3 separate regions of the Homo sapiens genome follow, and regions 2 and 3 are each linked to region 1. The links are chromatin contacts, found by Hi-C or POLR2A ChIA-PET in ENCODE. All regions are on one chromosome and are shown on one strand. Each heading gives the region's core, a stretch centred on a gene start or an enhancer-like site at or near the end of the contact. The rest is flanking DNA. Distances are from core to core; before and after follow the strand shown. Region 1 holds the start of TTC39C (tetratricopeptide repeat domain 39C). Region 2 has its middle 64 kb from the start of CABLES1. Region 3 overlaps CABLES1 (Cdk5 and Abl enzyme substrate 1).

What was found. A loop is a pair of places that touch in the nucleus more often than their neighbours do. ChIA-PET counts read pairs that join two places held with the same protein, here RNA polymerase II (POLR2A). Pooled maps may share reads with other maps.
Region 2: a loop to region 1 is called in a map of naive thymus-derived CD4-positive, alpha-beta T cell, with 5 times the contacts of the local background. The contact joins the enhancer-like site here to the promoter of TTC39C in region 1. A Hi-C loop is called at or near these places in 1 of 168 maps with a recorded cell type or tissue (naive thymus-derived CD4-positive, alpha-beta T cell) and 8 of 50 pooled maps. POLR2A ChIA-PET finds 5 or more read pairs at or near these places in 1 of 52 experiments (naive thymus-derived CD4-positive, alpha-beta T cell).
Region 3: a loop to region 1 is called in a map of GM12878, with 5 times the contacts of the local background. The contact joins the enhancer-like site here to the promoter of TTC39C in region 1. A Hi-C loop is called at or near these places in 4 of 168 maps with a recorded cell type or tissue (GM12878, OCI-LY7, naive thymus-derived CD4-positive, alpha-beta T cell and 1 more), 12 of 37 single-sample maps with no recorded cell type and 12 of 50 pooled maps.

What each region holds. Positions count from the first base shown.
Region 1 is chr18:24,013,091-24,016,163 of GRCh38, reverse strand. It overlaps TTC39C (tetratricopeptide repeat domain 39C), which reads right to left and starts at 1,410. Exons shown (of 14, transcript NM_001135993.2): 1 at 1,126-1,410. The coding sequence starts at 1,292. TTC39C-AS1 (TTC39C antisense RNA 1) reads left to right here and starts at 704. Exons shown (of 6, transcript NR_110796.1): 1 at 704-860. RefSeq lists silencers at 994-1,173, 1,254-2,173.
Region 2 is chr18:23,069,902-23,072,974 of GRCh38, reverse strand. No RefSeq gene overlaps it. Among named protein-coding and RNA genes, the nearest start is that of CABLES1, 64 kb to the left of the region's middle. Within about 2 kb of position 1,459, at least 4 of the 41 ENCODE cell types and tissues checked have a DNase peak (open chromatin) inside an H3K27ac peak, as active enhancers do.
Region 3 is chr18:23,230,435-23,233,507 of GRCh38, reverse strand. All of the region lies in intron 4 of CABLES1 (Cdk5 and Abl enzyme substrate 1), which reads right to left. Among named protein-coding and RNA genes, the nearest start is that of CABLES1, 96 kb to the right of the region's middle. RefSeq lists enhancers at 1,438-1,487, 1,608-1,767. Within about 2 kb of position 1,532, at least 22 of the 41 ENCODE cell types and tissues checked have a DNase peak (open chromatin) inside an H3K27ac peak, as active enhancers do; they include GM12878, OCI-LY7 and natural killer cell, where a contact is called at or near this core.

The DNA.
Region 1 (3,073 bases), core at 161-2,660:
CAGTTGTGAGATACTTGCTTCGCCATTAAGAAGGTGGAAGCTCTGCTGGGTAGAAACCACCATTCTCTGAGGTCTGAGACTTTAGGCATTCTCATTCTTACAGACTCTGTCTCCCGGTCACAGTTGTACATTGGTCCTCTCATTCCAACCAAACTACAGGGTCTCCATAGCGTGAAGCATGTGGTCCTTAAACGTGTTGGGGAAAGCTGCTAATCAACGTCCTTAAGGCTCGTCAACAATCAGACGGCAAATCACAAACTTGCTTCCTCAACCCGAGAACAAACACTCCAGGTCCCCAAAGAAATGAAGGTTCCTTCCACTCCCACAGGAAAACTACCAGGTTTCAGTTCTTTCGCTTTATTTTTTAAAAGACAAATAAAAAATTAACTGAACACACGTGTTTTCCTACCATTCTCATACTTTTTAAAAATCCCTCCATTTTCTTCCTTCCTTTATTTACGTTGGAAAAATTCTTAATAAATAACGCCTGCTTGAAAGACATCAGGAACTCATTTTGAGGACTGAGTTTGCAGAAGACAAGGCAGAGAGATGAGTGGGCAGAGTTGAGCTGAAATTTTTAAATTCCTGCACGGCAAAGCAATTGTGCGTATCTGTTTTCAAACAATAAAAGCGTCTGGAATTGCACAATGTTGCAGAGCCATGCGAGGCGCGAGGAGCAGGCAGCCGGAGGGCTCCGTGTCACAAAGGCTGCCGGGGCAGCACGCGAGCCAGAGTCACGACAAGCCCGGGTCCCAGGCTCGCTGCTGCCTCAAATCTCATCCGGTCCCAAAGCCAGCTGCCCTGCAGAGAGGAGCCTACCGGCACCGGGCACGTCTGTGGGAGGGCGAGGCTGGGAGAAAGTGAGAGGGGGACTGCGGGCGCGCGGGGCGGGCGCGCGGCGGGTCCCGGGAGGGAAAGGACAACGGAGCCGGGGGTAGGGGGTGGACGAGGAGATGTGGCAGAGGCGCATTCCCTCTGGCTGATCTTGCCAGGGAGGAGACCTGAGGACCGGAATCGGTGACCGACAGGAGGGGGAGGGGGCTCCCGGGGGCCGCAGGTCGAGGCGCGTGAGCCGGACACGAGGTGCGCGCTGCAGGGTTGGGGAATCGGGGACGCGTGGGTCACCTGTATTGTTTGAAAAGCTGGTCCGACTCCCTGAAGCCGTTGTTGAGCAGCATGTTGATGCCGGCCAGGGCCAGCTCCGCGTCCTGCAGGGGCGCCGCCGCCGCCGCTGCCGCGTCCGAGTCTCCGTCGTCCCGCCGCCGCGGCCGCTGCTGCTCCGAGCCGGCCATGGGCGTGCGAGGCCCTGCGCTGGGCCGAGGCGAGATCGGGAGCAGCTGCTGCGGCCCCGCGCGCGCCCGGAGCCCGGCTCTACCTGCCCGGAGCCAAGCGGAGCCGGGAGGGGAGGGGAGGGGAGGGGAGAAGACGGGAGGGAAGAGGAGGGAAGGACCGCGGAGGGAGGAGCCGCGGCCCGGCTGCGGCGCGGCGTGGGAGGTGGGCGTCCGGCCGCCGCCGCGGGGATTACTCAGCAGCACCCGCCCGCTCCTCTCGCGCCCTCCGAAGCACCCAACTCGCGCGGGCCCCGAAGCGGAATCCGTTTCCGGGTGTCTCTCACCCCGCCAAGCCGGTCCCCGAGCGGCGGCCGCCTCCACTTCCTGCAGCCCCCGCGCCCCGGCCCCTCCCGGGTCCCCAAGCCGCGCCTTCGCCCACCGCCCAGGACTGCTCGGACACACGCACGCGAGACCCGGAGACCCGAGCGCCCCACCCTCCCCCGAAGGGGCCGGACCCAGGAGTCGGGAGGAGGGCAAGGCGCGGAGGGAGAACGAGCGTGCGGATGTGGAAGGAAAGGGAAAGGGAAGGGGAACTCCGCCCGGGCCGCTATGCTAGCGCGCGGCGCTTTGTCCACGAGTAACTGAAACTCCACGAGTAACTGAAACCCCACGCAGCCCGCGCCCGCGACCCCAGACTTCATCCCGACCCTGGGGCCGCCCCCTAGGACCAGGGCAGCCAATTCCCGAGGAGGTGGGCGGCGGGGGCGGGGTCTCTGGCACCTGCCCCGCAGCTCCCCGGAGCCCCGCGCTGCGGGACTGCAAGGCAGAGCCCCTCGGATCCCGGTACCACCCACTCCAGCCCGCCACCAACATTTGCGCAGTGGGGCAGGAGGAGAAATGGAGGCCTATATGCCATGTGCCCAAATATTTAAAAGTTATAAATTCAGCTGCCAAAGTGTGTTCTATTCTCACACTGCCAATTATTCTTGCAAAGCTTTGGCGTTCATATGACCAAATGTCAGCAAAACATCAAAAGTGACTGAATTTAACCATTATCACAGAAGTCTCACTGTTCTGATGATGGGCTGGTGATATCTGGATGCCTAATATTCTAGAGACAAGCAATTCATAAATCATCTTTATGTTTTTTCCACAAATTTATTTTTCTCTAATTTAGCAAAATCCCTTAATGTAGTGTTGCAATCAAGATTATGCTCTAATGCCAAATTGGACAACCTTCCTTGAGTCGCTGTCGTTTTTAGAGTGTAGTTTATTAATTTCAACTTGAAGAAACTTTGCTGAAACATTTATAACAGAATTTTTTTTAAATGAAAGCAATCCTCAGGTTTAGAAATAACTCCTGAATTTTAAACATTATGTCATCCATTATCATGGGACCAATATAATAAGTTATTACAGAAAAATGCAAAATAATTTTGTCATGTAAGTTGCTTTTACTTATTTTGTAAATTGTACCATCCCTTATAAGAATATCTAAATCCATACAGGATTTTCAACTTTTATAAATAGAAATTTTAGAGTAATAAGAATTACTGCCACTCCTTAAGTGTCATGTGTAACTGTTGCAAAGCCATGCTAATTCTTGAGTACATCTGGAACCACAAACTGGAACACTGACAGAAGCAAGAAAATGGACGATTCACATCCTTGGGAAACAGTACGTTGTAATGCAGGAGTCACTGCATTCATGCTGTCTGAGAAGAAGGATTTGACAAGCTGACCTTTAAAAGAAAATCTAGGTTTTCTTGGATTTAACATAATGTTAGTCTCAAACATCAGCA
Region 2 (3,073 bases), core at 210-2,709, 940 kb after region 1:
GACTTCTCTAAGGATTCTGTGTTTTGCCCAGAGTATAAATAGCAGAAAGGAAGGAAACTAATATTTATTAGGTACCTACTTTACGTGTGTGTATGTGTGTGTGTGTGTGTGCGTGTGTTGTGTCTGTGTATAGTATATTTTGAGTCAGGATCTCGCCCTGTTTCCCAGGATGGAGTGCAGTGGTCTGATCATAGCTCACTGCAGGATTGAACTCCTGAACTCAAATGATCCTCCTGCCTTGGCCTCCTGAGTAGCTAGGACTACAGGCATGTGCCATTATGCCTGTCTAATTTTTAATTTTTAAAAATTTCCATAGAGACAGAGTCTTGCCATGTTGCCCAAGTTGGTCTCAAACTCCTGGCCTCAAGAGATCCGCCTGCCTTGGCCTCCCCAAAGTACCTATTATATTTGAAGCTACTATATTCCCATTGACTAGATGAAGGTGGCACAAATGAGGACTGAAAAAATATCTTCTCCGGGAATGAATCCTGTGAAATAAGTATTTTTCTTTCCTTTTCAAGAGAGGAGTCTGAAGATCAGAAAGGCTAAGTAACTTGCTTGAGGTCACATAGCTAGCAATGGCTGAGGGGGGATTTGAACCCCAGTCTCCATGGCTCTGAAGCCCATGCTGCTTCCCTTATGACATACTTTCCAGGAGATTTTGGCCAGGAAGGGCATATTCGTGTGTCCTGCCCAGACTGAGACGGGGCTTTGGCTTGGTGACGGTTGCTTCAGCAGAGCACGACCAGGGTGCTGGTAATTTCACCACACGCTGCCTTCATCCCAGCCGCTGTCGTCTCCTCTCTTCCAGCTGCTACCACCATCCAACCACCCCCTCTCCCTTCCGCGAATATGATCAGTGTCAGGCCAGGATGGGTTTCATATGAGGTTATGTTTCATATGTAAAGTAGTGGACAGATAGCTGATCCTCAGCTGGTATATAAAGTAGGTATTCAATATGTTTGCTTTTCCTTCCTAGCCAAGAAGACACACCATTGCCCCTCCCTCTGTGCTCCTGTCCCGTCTCTTTTGCTCCTTTAACCTCTACAGCAGTGATGCCTGCTTTAGGCCAAAAAACCCAGGTGACTTGGACATTCACGTTCAAGGCACTTCTTTTGCTAGTCACTGTATCAATTATTAAGAATACACAGGTAAATAAAGCATGGCCCCTGCTCTTGGGGAATTCACACATAACTGGGGAGAAATGTCTAAAAATGGTTAAGGCTCATTTTTGCAGGTGCATGCAGAAAGCCAGGAATGGTGGTAGGGGAGGTAATGACTCTGTCTGCCAGAGGACTGGCGAAATCCCACTAGACAATGTGATTTCCCACCTAGAGAAGAGTTCAAGGGGTGAGAGGAAGGGCAAAATAAAGACAACCACATATGTAAAGGCCCAGAGTCATGAAAGACTACAAGACATCCAGGAAGTGGTGAGAAACCACGTGTGTGTGTAGCAAACGGTGCCTGGGGAGGATGTGGGCTGACTGGGAGGGGTCTTGTGTGCAGCTTCAGAGCCTGCAATGTGCCCAGAGGCAGGGAGCCAGAGAGACTGGATGGAGGTGGAATTGATATGTAAGAAGCTCACTCTGGGCCAGGAGAGGTGGCTTATGCCTGTAATCCCAGCATTTTGGGTGGGCGAGGCCGGTGGATCACCTGAGGTCAGGAGTTCCAGACCAGCCTGACCAACATGATGAAACCCTGTCTCTACTAAAAATACAAAAATTAGCCGGGTGCGGTGGGGGGCACCTGTAATCCCAGCTGTTGGGGGCTGAGGCAGGAGAACTGCTTGAACCTGGGAGGTAGAGGTTGCAGTGAGCCAACATTGTGCCACTGCACTCCAGCCTGGGCAAAAGAGCAAGACTCTGTCTCAAAAAAAAAAAAAAAAAAAAGGAAGCTCACTTTGGCAGTACATATGTTTTGAGAATGCTGTGGTGTGGGGATAGATTTGTGGAGGAAAAGCAGTCAGGAGGCTGTCTTCCTAATTCATCTGTGGACTCCAGGGTCTCCTCTATGGTAGGTGGTGGAAGGGACAACTGAAGTGCAATGGTTGAGGTGGCATCACCAGGATTTCGTGACTGGTGGGATGTGAAAACTCAGGGAGGGGAGGCATCAAGGGTCATACGCATGATTCTCCTTGGGAGACTGAGCTGTGGGAACCATTTAACGGAGGCAAGAACACAGGAGGAGTGTCACCGACCGCAGGTTCTTGGGCCCCCATGCAACAGAAGTTGACACAAGGCCAAGCAAGTTCCCCAGACAAGACTTTATTCCAGGTTTATATTTGAACACAAGGGATACAGCACTGGAGGGAGAGTTCTCTGGCTGGCTCCCCAGGGTATGTCTGGTGTTTCTAGGAAGGTTGACAGGCATCTACATGAGCTATGTGAGTGTCGTGACATGTGCAGAGTGGAGCGCAGGGCGCACAGGTGCAGTGAGCAAGCAGGTTAGTACCCGCACCGCAGGATCACAAAATGGCAGCAAAGTCCCTTCCCGGGTGGGGATTTTAGTATTATGATGAGGCAAGGGGTAAAGGTTGGTCATTCGTCTGGTCTTGTGCACATGCGGTCGATAGGGTTAACTCCCGTGAGTAAGATTGACTGTGGGATGCTGTTTATCTTCGTTCCTTCAAGGTTTTGCAGTCAGTGGGGATGGCACCAATGATAGGAGGTGATATAAGATCTGGTAATAGGAGGGTATAGAAAAAAGTGTGTTAGAGGTGGGGGCTGAGTCCTGTCCCTACTCTGTCTCCTTAGTGGGGACAGAGGCCAAGTTCCTCCCTACTCAGGAGGACAACTTTGGCCAGGGGCATAACAAAATGAGGCTTTGATAGGTTAAGTTTGAGGTGCTAGGTGACAGCAATACAAAAACATCCAGTCAGTGGGCCACAGAAAACACAGGGCTGGGGGCTGGGAGAGAAGTCGACCCACTGGCTTATGATAGTTCAAGAAATAGGAACTGATGAGCTTACAGTGGAGAAAATACTGTACCTTGGCAAATACAGTCATTTAAGGAGCAGGTAGAGGAGGAGTCAATGAAAGGGTTAGAGAAAAGACAGTCTAAGAAGAGGAAAGAA
Region 3 (3,073 bases), core at 283-2,782, 780 kb after region 1:
TTCTTTAAGATGACCCTATGAGAAAGGTACTACTATTTTGATCCAATTTACAGAGGAGGAAACTGAGGCCCTTGGGAGATTGCCAAGGTCACCAGGACGGTAGGTTGGAGAGTTCATCCAATGTCATTTCTAGTACATCACATTGCCGTGGAGATGCAAGATGGACCTATGCTCAGGTGTAACTGCTCACACCTCAAAGGACCACACCCTTCCCCTACGGTAATTTTTAAAATTTGCCACATATCAGAATTGTACGGGGATCTCTGACAAACTGTTATCTGGCTCCCACCCCCAGGCAGTTGGCATGGGCTGTGACCTGGACACCAGGAGTTTTAAACACTCCCCAGGCGATTCTAAACTGCAGCCATGTTTGGGAATGACCAGGTCTTCATGTTCTGACATCCAGTGCCTGTTAGTCAAAGGCACCTCAGACCCACAGCATACTTGCTGTGTGGCCTGGATGGAGGGACCATATTCAGGGGTCATCTCCTACAACCTATGCAAGAACGAATATAAGGCAGGGGCAAATTGCTCCCAGCCAAAGACAAAGTCATCAGGTAAGAAGAGAGGAGGGAGCCAAGCGAGTGGTGAGAAGAGAAGGGAAAAAAGCTATCCTCCAATATAGAAAAAAAAACAGGGATGCTCTGATTCTGTTGAGCCATCATCCTAGTCTCTGGGCATTACATGAATGAGCCGGCTCCCTTATCCTACCCATAATGTGGAGTCTAATTAACAGAAATGCCCAAGACCTTCTGTGCCCAGTAAGTGCTGCATTTCCACAGCAGGCTTCCTGGGAGGCCATGGTAGTGCCACCCTCAAAACATCTCTGGAGTCCCGTTCAGAATCGACACCAAAGTCATGCAGAAGAAAGCCAACAACCAACTCTGTTCACACCCACAAGACCGTCTGCCCTACTGCTGCAGCTGCTATGCAGGCACCCCAGGGCGATTCTCAAAAGGCTTCTTAAAGCAATTAAGGATGGAGATGATGAATGCACAGGGGCACTGGCATAGGGAAGTGCCTACAAAGCAAAAACGTGAACAAGGCAATGAAGCAAAAATACCTGCGGTGGGCAGGGAGGGAGGGGACTGACCACATGCAGAGCAGGACAAAAACAGCAGTGTCTTCCTTTTCATTCAAGGACCAGCAGCTCAGTTCCATGGGCTTCCTACTTTTCCAAAGCCAAAGCCAGCAAGCATGGTCTTCAAATTCCCAACTCCCAAATAATTTTCTCCTTGTTTCCATTTTGCCAGATGGAGAATGTTACTTAGGGCTGAAATTAAGAGAGAAGTAGGGAATATCTTTTTGGAGTGAGTAGGCCAAGGGAAATAAGGAGAATTCCAATAAGCCCATACTGAGAGGGTTCTCAGATGGAGAGCTGGCTGCAGGCAGGGGCAGTCTCAGTCCATTTTCATATCCTGTCTATACAACGTCTGATATGTAACGAACTATTTACTGAGCTGAGCTAGTGTGGCTCTTTGCTGTCTCGCCGGTACTGGTACATGCAGATGGCATGAAACTTGGGTGATTTTCCACTGTGCCCCTTTTCATCTGTCTTCAATTTGCTCACAGGCTCACTGCTTCCCCGGGGCAGCCTTGTCCTGGCCAGCTGTCTGCCTGCCGCCAAATGTGCACATCACACATCACAGTTAACAGAACCAAACCAGTCGCGCCTCTTCCACACTCCCCTTCTTGGCATTTCCTCCAAAGGAAATGAAGCCCTAACAAAAAAAAAATATAGTCATGTGCTCGTATAAAGTCCAAGATTCTATTCCATGAGATAAAACCCAAACCCATTTAAAGAAACAGGGATTCTTAGAAACAGGGATTCCAGTGGATTGTCCAAGCGTCTCAGCGACACTTGGGACCACAAGAAAGACGGGCAAGGCTCCACCAACCCTACCCACAGAACTGGTCCCTCGAGAAATAACGTGACTCACTGCAGTCACCACTTCCCCCTGGCTTTCTACTTACGTCATTCTACTTTCTAAATTGCTAAGGCTAAGCCGAGTAAGAAAATAAGCAAGAATAGTGGGGCCACCCTCAACTGCTACTGGAGACACGTGAGGCTTGTTACAGACCAGTGCCACGCAACAGAACTTCCTGTGATGACGGAGATGGTCCTTATCTACCGTGTTCCATACGATGGTTACGTGTGGCAACTAAGTGCTTGAAATGTGAACAGTTGACTGAGAAACTGAATTTTTATTTAATTTTAATTAATTTAAATGTAAATTGCCACATGTGGCTAGTGACTACTAAGACCCAGTGCTTCCTTGGCAGGACTTTTGCTACCCTTATTTTATAAGTTCCTATGGCAAGATAATATAGTCATAGATACTCAGTGACATGGATTTGGTCTCCCAGTTTTCTTCCCAAGAGTGGCCTATTTTCTGCCTATTGCCTCTGGGGATGTTTAAATTACAGGCCACTGCAGAGGGAGCAGCAGTGCAAGATTCTCCTAAGTCGGAAGGGAAATGACCATGGGGTCCATGATCAAATGGGACCCATGCCTTGCACCATCAGCACCCCAAGAACAGGGCTCCCAGCCATGATAAAGATTCGTAATTCACATCTGGCACAGAGCAGCAGATCTTTTTGCCTGGAGGGGTCACGGGGCGGGTGTGACAGTTTTGGCAGTGCTAGGGCAACCAAAGGAACAACAACCAGCATGTGTTCCCCAAATCCTAGGCATTACAGTAGGTTCCAGGCCCTTCTTTGCACAATACTGGAGATGGGGAGGGAGGAATGCCCAGTGAAAAGTGAGTCTCAATTTCCCCTCAGCCTTGTAGAAGGGGGGTTTACAGTTCATATTAAGTAGATTTAAAAAGAAGAAATGAGGTATTTCTTGTACGCCAAAGCTAGTCACACTTCAAAACTTCGCTGATACAGTAATAAATATCATCTCAGCTCTAGAACACTGACAGCTTCGTGATGGCAGAGGGCAACTTTTCCACGCTTTTCCTCCCTCAGATTCAGGGAGAGGTTATCACTAACTTCAGGGCTACCATTTTGCTGGCCTGGAATTAAGAGCATACACGTACAGGCGTGGGCATAGTCAGCCGTCCACAGA